Linked DNA regions of Homo sapiens: region 2 is linked to region 1. A link is an interaction called in ENCODE POLR2A ChIA-PET data of the cell type or tissue named here. Cell type or tissue: OCI-LY7. All regions are shown on one strand. Each heading gives the region's core, and the rest is flanking DNA. Links, peaks and the distances in the headings are about the cores only.

Region 1 (6,222 bases), core at 747-5,746:
TTAAATGTAGTCAGTGAAGAAGATGTTTGCTTATAAAGGAAAACTTAGGTGAAAAGTCATAGATCTTAAAAAAATTATGGAGTACCATCACACTAATTGATGTCAGTTTTTTAAAATGACATCTACAAGGATGTCAATTTAGTTTATATGCAGTTGGCTTCATGGCTATCAGTTATAACGTCAGCTCATTTGTGTTTTTAAGTAATGTGTGTCTTGTGATGTTTCATCATTGATCTATTGTGGGACCTCTTCATATGCCAGTATAGTCACCCATTTTCCTTTCTATTTGATTGTATTTTCATTTTTTTATTTGTATTATTTTTTATTTTAATTTTATTTTTTCGAGACAGAGTCTCGCTCTGTTGTCCAGGCTGGAGTGCAGCGGCGCAATCTCGGCTCACTGCTACCTCCGCCTCCTGGGTTCAACCGATTCTCCTGCCTTGGCCTCCCAAGTTGCTGGGATTACAGGCGCCTGCCACCACGCCTGGCTAATTTTCGTATTTTTAGTAGAGATGGGGTTTCGCCATATTGGCCAGGCTGGTCTCGAACTCTTGGCCTGAAGGGATCCACCTGCCTTGGCCTCCCAAAGTGCTAGGATTACAGGCGTGAGACATTGCGCCCGGCCTCATTTTTTAGTTTTTTAGAGACAGGGTCTTGTTTTGCCACCCATACTGGAGTACAGTGGTATGATCATGGCTCACTGCAGCCTGACCTCCTGGGCTGAAGCAATTTCCCTGCCTTAGCCTCTGGAGTAGCTGAGAGTAGGCACATGCCGCCACGCCAGGATAATGTTTTTATTTTTTGCAGAGATAGGGTCTTGCTGTGCTGCCTAGATTGGTCTTGAACTCATGGCCTCAAGAAATCCTCCTGCCTCAGTCCATTTTTTTTTTTTTATTTTTGAAGAGACAGAGTCTTCCTATGTTGTCCAGGCTGTACTCAAACTCCTTGGCTCAAGAAATCCTCTTGCCCCAGCCTCCCAAGTAGCTGGGACTGTAGCCTCACAGCAATGTGCTTGGCTTTTCCCTTTCATCTTATTAGATTGGTGGAAAAGTAATTACAGTTTTTGCCATTGAAAATAATGGCTAAAACTGCAATTACTTCAATAACATTTTTCTAGATGGTTTCAAAGTTTGGTTTTGTTTATTAATGGATAATTTTCTATGCCAGCATGTAAATAAATGAGGATAGGGCTAATAATATGCAATTCTGCAAATAGTTTCCAGAAATCAGTAAACCTTTAGGAATCGAACTTTGTAAAAAGGTTATCATCATTTACTTTTTTGTGCCCAAGACCAGTCTTTCTAAGTCATGCTTACTTCCTATTATAGGGAGTTCAAAATCATATACCTCACAAGTAATTTGTTCAGGACTTACCTTCCACCTCCAAAAAAATACATGAAAATAGGAATAGAAAAGTAAGACCAAATACATTTATTTTAGCCCCACTTCAAATATACTGTTCGTCTGTGTATGCCTTTTGGCCAGTGGGTCAGAATCGGTCTTTGCCCTGACACCAATATCTAATTAAGTACACTACACAGATAGGCTAATCTTGCATAAGTAGTAATGGGAGAGGGAGGAGGTGGGGGTCACTTGTATGTGTCACGACGTTAGCTGATGATACTCATCTAAGTCATTTTCTGAATATCTGGGAGTGCAGTGACCTAGGATGTGAGAATGCAAAGGTGACTCTCAGACATATCCCTCCATCAAGAAGCTTGCAGTCTCATAGGGAAAATAACTTTATGATGTACATCATGGTTTTATAGGGTAGAAAATAGAGGGTACTGGGCTGGGTGCAGTGGCTCATGCCTGTAATCCCAGCACTTTGGGAGGCCGAGGCGGGGGATCACGAGGTCAAGAGGTCAAGACCATCCTGGCCAACATGATGAAACCCCATGTCTACTAAAAATACAAAAATTAGCTGGGCGTAGTGGTGCATGCCTGTAGTCCCAGCTATTCGATAGGCTGAGGCAGGAGAATCACTTAAACCCGACAGGCGGAGGTTGCAGTGAGCCGAGATTGCGCCACTGCACTCTAGCCTAGTGGCAGAGCAAGTCTCCATTTCAAAAAAAAAAAAGAAAGAAAGAAAGAAATAGAGGGTACTGTGAGGAAGGCACAGTTAACATTTTTCAGCAGTTAGAGAAGAGGGCACTTCCTGGCACCTGGAATGTTTGAATTGGGCCTTGAACAATGGGTAATAACCAGATAGTTCAAGTTGGAGGCAGGGAAGGCAATTCAGGCATGAGGAACAACATGGGGGAAAGTGGGTATGTTGAGTTGACTTGGCTGATCAGAAGACCTGAACAAGAATTTGTGAAAAAGAGGATGGGTGCTACATTCAGAAAGGTCAAGATGGAGTAACACATAACAACCTAGCATTTGTGTCTGTTATTCTGTTCTGATTCTTGATTTAAAGATCAAAATTGGGCTGGGCACAACGGCTCATGCCTGGGATTCCAGCACTTTGGAAGACCAACACAGCAGAATTGCTTGAGACCAGGAGTTCAAGACCAGCCTGGGCAACATAGTGAGATCCCATCTCTACAGAAAAAAAAAATTAAAAATTAGCCCAGCTTGGTGGCATGTGCCTGTAGTCCCAGCTACTCGGGAGGCTGAGGCAGGAAGATCACTTGAGCCCAGGAGTTTGAGGCTGCAGTGAGCTATGATCACGCCACTGCACTCCAACCTGGCGACAGTGAGGCCCTGTGTCTAAAAAATAATAATTTTTAAAATGAACAAAAAATTGCAAGGGTTGTACAAGAAATGGGATTTAGATGAATGGCAACCATTCCAGCCATGATATGAGAATATTATTAGCTAAGGTTGTAAGTTAAATTTTGTGTGAATGTGAGTTTTTCTGGAGATTATACCTTTTATCTGGTTTCAAGGTATTCTTTGACCAGAAAAGATTAGATTCTGCTACCCTACTTTCTCAGCATGCTTTGCACATAGTACATACACTGTGAATGTTTGTTGGTTTGAATATTAATTGCTTATACACGATTGTAAAAATGTGAGCAGAGAGTTATACCACTTGGGAGCTCATAGGATCTGGAAATTATCTCTGCCTCATTGGACTCTCCTCCTTCCTCCTTCCTCCTTCCTCCTCCCTCCTTCCTCCTCCCTTCTTTCTTCTCCTTCCTCCTTCCTTCTTTCTTCTCCTTCCTCCTCCTCCTTCCTCCTTCCTCCTCCTTCTTCCTCCTCCTCCTCCTTCCTCTACTTCCGCTGCTGCTGCTGCTGCTCTTGCTGCTGCTTCTGTTTGTGCTGCTTCTCCTGCTGCTGCTCCTGCTTCTTCTGGTTCTGCTTCTGCGTCTGCTTCTTCTGCTGCTCCTTCTGCTGCTCTTGCTTCTTCTTCGGCTTCTGCTGCTGCTGTTTCTGTTTCCTCTGCTGCTGCTGCTGCTTGTGCTGCTGCTGCTCTAGCTTCTGCTTCTGCTTCTGCTGCTTCTGCTGCTCCTTCTGCTGCTTTTGCTTCTTCTGCTTCTGCTGCTTGTGTTTCTGCTTCTTCTGCTGCTTGTGCTGCTGCTGCTCTTGCTTCTTTTGCTTCTGCTTCTTCTGCTGCTCCTTCTGCTGCTCCTTCTGCTGCTCTTGCTTCTTCTTCTGCTTCTGCTGCTGCTGTTTCAGTTTCTTCTGCTGCTGCTGCTTCTGTTTATTCTGCTACTGCTGCTTCTGCTTCTTTTCTTCTTCTGCTTTTCTTCTGCTTCTTCCCCTTCCGCTGCTGCCGCTGCCGCTTCTTCTGCTGCTTCTCCTTCTCCTCCTCCCCCTCGGCCCCCGCTTCTCCCCTACTTCCCTCTTCCTTCCTCCTTCTTCCTTTCTCCTCCTTTCTTCTTCTTCTTTTTTTTTTTTTTTTTTTTTTGAGACTGGATCATGCTCAGTTGCCCAGGCTGGAGTGCATTGGTGTGATTATGGCTACTTGCAGTCCCAAACTCCTGGGCTCAAGCAATCCTCCCACCTTAGCCTTCCGCCAAGTAGCTGGGAGTACAGGTACATGCCACTGCCACCACACCTGCTTTCATGTATCCTGATTTAATGTATCCTTCCTGTTTTTTGTCTGTTTGTTTATTGTTTTTCTTCAGGGTAAGAAGGTGGATGGCTCTGTAAATGCCTATGCCATAAATGTCTCTCAGAAGAGGAAGTACAGGTATGCATAGCCCCCATTATTATGTTTGAACTAATAAATCAGTTTTTTACTTCAAACTTTATTATGAGATAATCATGTTTGTAGGAAATGTAGCAGTTTTCCATACTGTTCCTTGTTTGAATGAAATATTCATTGCTTATATTCTGGTGTGTTAAAATTGTTTTCCCATTTACATGTAAGCTAATAGCTATTAGAGAGAGGGTAGTTGGCTTAAATATTTTAGGACTATAGATAGTAATTTCCTCAGAAAAGCATAATTTCAAGTCTATGGGCTTTGATTTCATTATAATTTAGGTATAAGATAGATCCCTCCTAAACTAGATTGATTATGTAAGGATTTCAACTGTAAATATATTCTTCTGTTAAGTATAGGCATATTTTATTTGTACCACAGTTTTGGAGCGAACCAATCCATACATGAAATCTCACTGAATTCTTAATGAATGAAAAAGTCAAGATATTTTCAAACATTGCCTTTCTCTCTAACTTTGTCGCTGATAAAAGATTAATAGTCCAGTTAATTTAGATTATGAATCATGTGATTGAAAATGCTATAAGCTAAGGTACTAGAATCATCTTGGACAGTCTTTTGTAAAATTACCTTCAAATAAGGTCTTAGGGGGAGAATCATTACAGTGTGCAATTGAATTTGCTCAATGGGTGCCTGTTTTGGAACTCTTTTCTATTTCTAAATTATATGTTTCGTGTTACCTAAAATAAATAAGGATTTTCAATTGATTTTTTTTTTAAGTCTGTAAATCTTCTCAAATAATTTCAAAATTAAACTTCAATACTGCTATCTGGAGTTAAAAGAAATCTGAAAGTCTTTGGTTTATTTTGAAAGTAAAATAATCTCTAAATATACATTAAATTACCTTGAATAGTTTCTACCCTAGACTTTGCTATTATAAAGATGGTTTATAGTTTTCATCTCTGATGCATGTTTTTTTTTTTATAAGAGGAGTATAGGATTAAAAAAAAACAATGAATTTTCTCTTCTCATCATAGGCAGTACATGAATCGAAAAGGTGGATTCAACAGACCTTTGGATTTCATTGCATGAGAATTGAAGTGTTGAAGGATGATTTTTTTTCCCCTCATCTTGGTCAGAGAGTGGATTTTGTATTTTGTATTTAACTTGCATTCAAAAAACAGGATCTCAGTTCTCCTTTCTTGTAAAGTAAGAAAATCTTATTTATGATATATGCAGTTAACTTACCTTGCCTCAACAGAAGAAAGGTTAAATATTACATTTTTTTCTTTTAGGAAATATCATTTGTGGCAGGCGTCAACCCCATTTTATTTGTCCTTATTCCTGTGGAAGCAGTATATGTTTTCTTCCTGAATGCTCATTAGGACTTCTTAAAAAACATGAAAGTAATTTGGAAGTAAGTTTATCCAATAAAGCAGTATTTCTACCCTTTTAGATTTGATAAATATTTTTATTACTAAAGAATCTCCCCAGACATTTTCTTTTTTTTTTCACACATAGATTTAAGTATCTTGATTGTTAGTAGTCTAAAAATGGGAAGAATGAAAAAGCATAACTAGATTTTTCTATCTTCTGTGGTCGCCCGCCCCCCCCCAAAAAAATACCATTTATGGTTCTCTCCGCAAGTATAAAAGCATTACATGCAAAAAAAAGATCTCAGAGAAAACAAAAGTAAAAGAAAAGCAGAAAATCACCTGTTATCTACTCCCAGAAATAATCAATTTCAACATTTTGGTATATGTTTTTCCAGGCTTCTTTGGGTTGATCCCACCTATGAGATCAGAATATGTATGCAGTTCTTTCTTTAACCCTTTTTTCTCCTATGTACTGTGAACATTTAAAAAGTACTTTTAAATATTCTTTGGAAACTTAGCTTTTAGTAACTACTTGGTTGTATCATAATTTATTAACTAATGTTTTATTGGTAAACATTGGCTTGCCTCCCATGACTTGCCATTATAATTAAAACTGTGACTACTATCTGTCTCCATTACATACATATTTTTGTATGTTTCATTATTTCCTCAGGGTCCGTACTTAGACGTGGCATTGCTGAGTGAGATTAAAAGGGCCATGTATACATGTTTTA
Region 2 (6,222 bases), core at 861-5,860, 180 kb after region 1:
AGAGAATAATCGAGGCACATGCTACACTGATAAGATGCTTAAGATCACAATGAAGGTTAGGTAAGTCAGAACTCAAGCCTGACCTTTACCCCTACACTCAAGTTTGACAAGATGCAGTTTTTGCCCAGTCTTCCTCTCAACCTACTAAGGTGATGCAGCGTAATGGTTAGCAAAAGCTCTGGAGTTTGACTGCCTGGGTGCAAACTAATTCCGTCATTTATATGCTGTGTGACTTACACAAATTACTTTATTTACCTTATTTCTCTAAGCCTTTGTTTATCCATCTTTTAAATGAGAATAACAACTATTTTAATTTTTATGATAATAGCTGACATTTGGTAAGCACTTTCTATGTGCCAAGCACTATGCTAAGCACTTTACATAGCTGATGGCATTTAACCGTCACCACCATCTTAGGAGGCAGGTATTATCATTATCCTCATTGTACAAATACAGATGTTCCTTGACTTATGATGAGGTTACATCTCGAATACCGTAAGTCAAAAACATATTTGATACACTTAGCCTACCAAACATCATAGCTCAGCCTAGACTATCTTAAATATGCTCAGAACACTTAACATTAGCCTCTAGCTTGGCAAAATCATCTAATACAATGCCTATTATAAACTTGAATATCTCATGTAATTTATTAAACACAGTACAGTGTGCAGTATTGGTTGTTTGCCTTCATGACTGCACGGCTGAGTGGGAGCTGCAGCTTGTTGCTGCAGCCCAGCATCATGAGAACGTGTCAGTAGGCCAGGAAAATATCAAAATTAAGAATTTCAAGTGCAGTTTCTAATTAACATATATGGCTTTTGCATCATCGTAAAGTTGAAAATTGTAAGTCAAACCACTGTAAGTCAGGGACTATCCGTACAAATGAGGCACAGTTTTCTTGTTCAAGGCCACACAGTCAGTTACCGGCAAAACTTAGGTGTCAAAGCAGGAGGTCCGACCCCATAGTCTATGCTCCTCACTCCTACTACACTGGCTCTACTTCTCATAGTACCGGAATCATATGGTTGTCAGAAGATGGCAACCAACATAAAGTTCTTAGCACAGTGCCCGGTTCATCAAAGCTGGCCATTACTATTATTTTTGTTATCATCATTATCAATCCCTTTAAGCCTCTCCCAAAGATTACTACCTCCTAAGTTCCAATTTCATCTAAAAGGAAAGGGTTGTTTTCTTACCTAGCTACCACCTCACTGAGTAGCTGGGAGTGGGGCTGCAGTCTTTTTATTTCATTTCCTTCATGTAATACAGGATAAGTACTTGGGTGGAGAAAAAGGGAAATATTTATTGGAAACATGTTACTCTATAAAAAGCAATATTCTAAAGTCTTTGTTTTTAAAAATAAAACCTTTATTACCTTCATTAGGAAAAAAAACCATACACTTATTATGAAACTTTTTTTCAAAATAAAGCAGAGATAAATAGTATTTACTTTAAACAGAAACTGTCAGCCAGGCACAGTGGCTCACACCTGTAATCCCAGCACTTTGGGAGGCCGAGGTGGGCAGATCACCCGATGTCAGGAGTTCGAGACCAGCCTGGCCAACATGGTGAAACCCCGCCTCTACTATAAACACAAAATATTATCTGGGCATGGTGGCGTCCGCCTGCTGTCCCAGCTACACAGGAGGCTGAGGCAGGAGAATCACTTGAATACGGGAGGCAGAGGTTGCAATGAGCTGAGACGACGCCATTGCACTCCAGCCTGGACAACAAGAGCGAAACTCTGTCTCAAAAAAAATAAAATAAAAATTAAATAAATTAGCCGGGCGTGGTGGCTCACACCTATAATCCCAGCACTCTGGGAGGCGGAGGTGGGGTGGATCATGAGGTCAGGAGTTTGAGACCAGCCTGACCAACATGATGAAACCTCGTCTCTACTAAAAATACAAAAATTAGCCAGGCGTGGTGGCACACGCCTGTAATCCCAGCTACTCAGGAGGCTGAGGCAGGAGACCCGGGAGGCGGAAGCTGCACTGAGCCGAGATCGCGCCACTGCACTCCAGCCTGGGCGACAGAGCAAGACTCTGTTTCAAAAAAAATAATAATTAAATAAATTTATTCATTCAGCTCCTATGTTACAAGCACTGTTCTAGCAGTGGGGCTATAGCAATGAGCAAAACAAAGTCCTAACCATCATGAAATTTACATTCTAGTGGGTGGTGACATGTAATAAACTATGGTAGAGAGTCCCTAGAACACAATGCCTGGCACAAGCAGACAGCACTCAATAAATACTTGCTAAATAATGAACAATGAATGAATAAACAATATGTCAAATAGCAAGTGCTATGCAGAAAAAACAGGGAAGGGGAGCAGAGAAAGCAGAAGGCAGAGAGATAGCTTTTATTTTAAACAAGGCAGTTAAGGTATATTTCACTGATTAAGTGACAGTTGAGCAGAAACCTGAAGGAGATAAGGGAGAAGGCCATACTGACATCTGGAAAAATGATGTTCCTGGCAGAAAAAGCAACTACAAAGGCCCCAAGGCCTGGCATGCTGGAGCAACTGCAAAGGAGACCATTGTGGCTACAGCACAAGGGGAAGTGGTAGGAAATGAAGTCAGAGCAGCTGGGAGAGAGTGGTGTGAATCCTACATGGTCTTATAGACCATGGTAGGGACACTACCTTTTAATCCAGGTGGGATTTTAATCTGGGCACCCAGGTGACAGTTTTCAGCAAAGCAGTGACTTGATCTGATATATACTTAAAAGGATTATTCTGGTCACTGTTAAAATTAGATTGAGGGGGCAAAGAGCAAAAGGAGGAAGACCACTTAGAAAGCTATTCCAGTAGCAGCAGGGCAGGTGGTGGGAAGTGTTTAAATACTGGATATATCTTAAGGTGAAGTTGACAGGACCTGCTGGTGGATTGGATGAAGAGAATGAAAAAACAGATTTAAGGGAGACTCTCTATATATTCAATACACAGATGAATAGCAACTCTGAAATGGGGAGGACCTTCCAGAGATGCAGATTTGAGAGGAGATGTTCTGAAGTTTTTTAATAAGTTCAACAAACTATTAGACACCCAAGTGGAGATATCCAGTGAATAGTTGGATATAAGTCTTGAGTTCAGGGAAAGACATTCAAGCTAATAATGTAAACTCATGAATTGTCAGGGAATAACGGCATTTAAAGTCTTGATCGAATCCAGCCTCAGCAACATTGTGAGACCCTGTCTCTACAAAAAAAAAAATAATAAATTAGCCAGGCATGGTGGTGGGTACCTGTAGTACTAGCCACTGAGGAGGGGAGGGAGGATTTCTTGAGACCAGGAATTCAAGGCTACAGTCAACTATTATCATGCCACTGCAGTCCGGCCTGGACAACAGAGTGAGAATCTGTCTCTAAAAAATAAAGTCCTGAAAGAGAGCACCTAGGAAAAGAGTGTAGACAGAGAAGGGATCCAAGGACTGCTCTGAGTACTCCACCAATGGAGAGTGAGGAGATGAAGAATAAGAAAAAAAAAGTTGAGAAGGAGGAACCAGTGAGGCAGGAACAGCATCAAGGGAGTGACATCCTGGAAGACAAGTGAAGCTAGGGTGCAACAGAGTATCAAATGCTACTGAGATATCAAGAATAAAAATGGGTGAGAAATGACCACTGACTCTACATACATTTTCTAAACCTGTTCTTTCCTATTCCACGCATAACACTTTTCTTCTCTTTTAATCCACATAAAAATCCCAGTACTATCCAATGAACACACAGAAGGGTTCTATTTAATTCAGCTATATCCGTGTCTCAGAAATACAAAAAGCAAAAATCAATGCTCTTAATCGGGACACAACAAATATTACACAGTGAATAATGTTGAACAAATGCTTTGTCTGGTTGAAGTAACTGTCTCTCTGAAACAAAATCCGTTAAGTCTTGCTTGTGCTTAGTAAGTGGGATCAGAGAAATGAGTTATTTAAATGTATTTTTTTTGTTCTGCATAAAGTAGCAATCATTCTTGAACTCCTTTCTCTCCCCTCTAACTCAAACCTCCTAACCAGCTTAACAAAGACCCTAAATTTCCATACATACCCCTCCTCAAAAACAAAGCAAAACATGGTAAGATTCAGAAGTTAGAGAGAAAGGAGTAGGCTGTGCCCTGCCCCTTCTGTTTTTTTTTTTTTGAGACAGTTTCACTCTTGTTGCCTGGGCTGAAGTGCAATGGCACCATCTTGGGTCACTGCAACCTCCGCCTCCCAGGTTCAAGCAATTCTCCTACCTCAGCCACCCAAGTAGCTGGGATTGTAGGCATGTGCCACCACACTCAGCTAATTTTTGTATTTTTAGTAGAGACAGGGTTTCACCACGTTGGCCAGGCTGGTCTCGAACTCCTGACCTCAGGTGATCTGCCCGCCTCGGCCGCCCAAAGTGCTGGGATTACAGGCGTGAGCCACTGTGCCCGGCCACCCCTTCTTTTTTTTATAGGACAGAGAGTTATCAATCATTTGCTAACTCAAAGGTCAGGTTTAATTTACATTTTCTCCTTAGAATCTCTGGACAGGAAGTATAATTTCTGATGTCTTCACCTTAAAAGAGAATTATTGCTATAAAATAAAGCCTTTAACTTTCTGTGCTCTAGCAAGTATAGTCAAATCTCAATAATATACACTAGTGAAGTAGCAAAACAATAGTCACCAAAAACTGGATAATGTAAACATCCTTCATTCATATCTTTCTGAAATGACTACAACTTCTCAATTGACTGTGCTTTCTTTGACTTCAGGCCTTTGCTTCCTCTGCCTGGAATACCCTTCCCTGTCCTCCACTTTGCAGTCTGCTAGTTTGAAACTCCTTACCTCAACCTGCCCAGCAGCTGGGCTAACTGTTTTGGTAGACACAGGGGCTCCCTATGTTGCCCGGGCTTGTCTTGAATTCGTAGGCTCAAACAATCCTCCTGCCTCTGCGCCCAAAGTGCAGGGATTACAGGTGTGAGCCACCACACCCAGCTATACCAACCCCAACACATTTCTTACATTTCTCAGAGAACCAAGAAGTGATCTCCTAACAGCAGTGCAGGGTCACCAGCATATGAGGTCAAATTGTTACTATCTACAATATGGGTAAGATACATTGCTTGGAAGTGCCTGTTTCTGGCTTCTGGCTGGAGGCTCACTTCCCAGCCTGGCATTTATTTATGAGAAATAAAGCTCTCCTTTCCAAATAAAAAAATTTTCCATCCTGGCTAACACAGTGAAACCCCATCTCTACTAAAAATACTGAAAAATTAGCCAGGCATGGTGGAACACGCCTGTAGTGCCAGCTACTCGGGTTGCTGAGGCAGGAGAATCACTTGAACCCGGGAAGCAGAGGTTGCAGTGAGCCGAGATTGCGCCACTGCACTCCATCCTGGTGACACAGCAAGACTCCATCTTAAAAAAAAAAAAAAATTTTTCAACAGATATATTTCCAACTGTAGTAACCTAGAAAGTAACAGGGGAAAGGCTCTCTCAATTTACTCTTTATTTTTTATTTTCTTTTTTTAGATAAGGTCTCACTCTGTTGTCCGGACTGAAGTGCAGTGACGCGATCATGGCTCAATACAGCCTCCAACTCCCGGGCTCAAGTGATTCTCCCATCTCAGCCTTGCAAGTAGCTGGGACTACAGGTGCACGCCACCACACCCAGTTAATGTTTTTATTTTTTTGTAGAGACAGGGTCTCACCATGTTGCCCAGACAGGTCTCCAACACCTGGACTCAAGTGATCCTCCTGCTTCAGCCTCCCAAAATGCTGGGATTACAGGTGTGAACCACCGTGCCCAGACTACTATTACTTTAAATAAAAGAGAAATAGAAAGATAAATCTTAAGAGAGAAAAAGAAACCACTTAAAAAAAAAAGCTACGTTAGTAGGGCAATTTTTTATTTTTATTTTTTGAGACAGAGTCTCACTCTGTCTCCCAGGCTGGAGTACAGTGGCACCATCTCAGCTCACTGCAACCTCTGCCTCCCAGGTTCACATTCACATGCCTCAGCCTCCCGAGTAGCTGGGATTACAGGCACGCACCATCACGCCCAGCTAATTTGTGTGTGTGTGTGTATTTTTAGTAGAGACACAGTTTTGCCATGTTGGTCAGGCTGGTCTCGAACTCCTGACCTCAGATGGTCTACCCGCCTCACCACCTCATCCACAGTACTTGGCCAGTACGGCAACTTTAAATAGCTATAGGCCAGGCATGGTGACTCACACCAGAAATCCCAGGAC

What was found. Peaks named below come from ENCODE experiments on the same cell type or tissue, not always from the same donor. Only the 100,000 strongest peaks of a DNase experiment are listed, where the experiment ranks them.
Region 2: POLR2A ChIA-PET joins it to region 1 with 19 read pairs; 35 of 35 experiments call an interaction of 5 or more read pairs at or near these places.

Annotation. Positions count from the first base shown.
Region 1 is chr2:69,899,105-69,905,326 of GRCh38, forward strand. SNRNP27 (small nuclear ribonucleoprotein U4/U6.U5 subunit 27) reads left to right here. Exons shown (of 6, transcript NM_006857.3): 5 at 4,077-4,141; 6 at 5,150-6,132. The coding sequence ends at 5,204. Among named protein-coding and RNA genes, the nearest start is that of SNRNP27, 8.3 kb to the left of the region's middle. In OCI-LY7, for the core only: no CTCF peak of the experiment used is centred there; a DNase peak (open chromatin) is centred at 3,507; H3K4me3 peaks cover 2,637 bases; H3K27ac peaks cover 2,970 bases.
Region 2 is chr2:70,076,102-70,082,323 of GRCh38, forward strand. PCBP1-AS1 (PCBP1 antisense RNA 1) reads right to left here. Exons shown (of 11, transcript NR_033872.1): 4 at 5,269-5,389. It also overlaps a transcript of ASPRV1 not described here. Among named protein-coding and RNA genes, the nearest start is that of PCBP1-AS1, 7.8 kb to the right of the region's middle. In OCI-LY7, for the core only: no CTCF peak of the experiment used is centred there; no DNase peak of the experiment used is centred there; H3K27ac peaks cover 948 bases.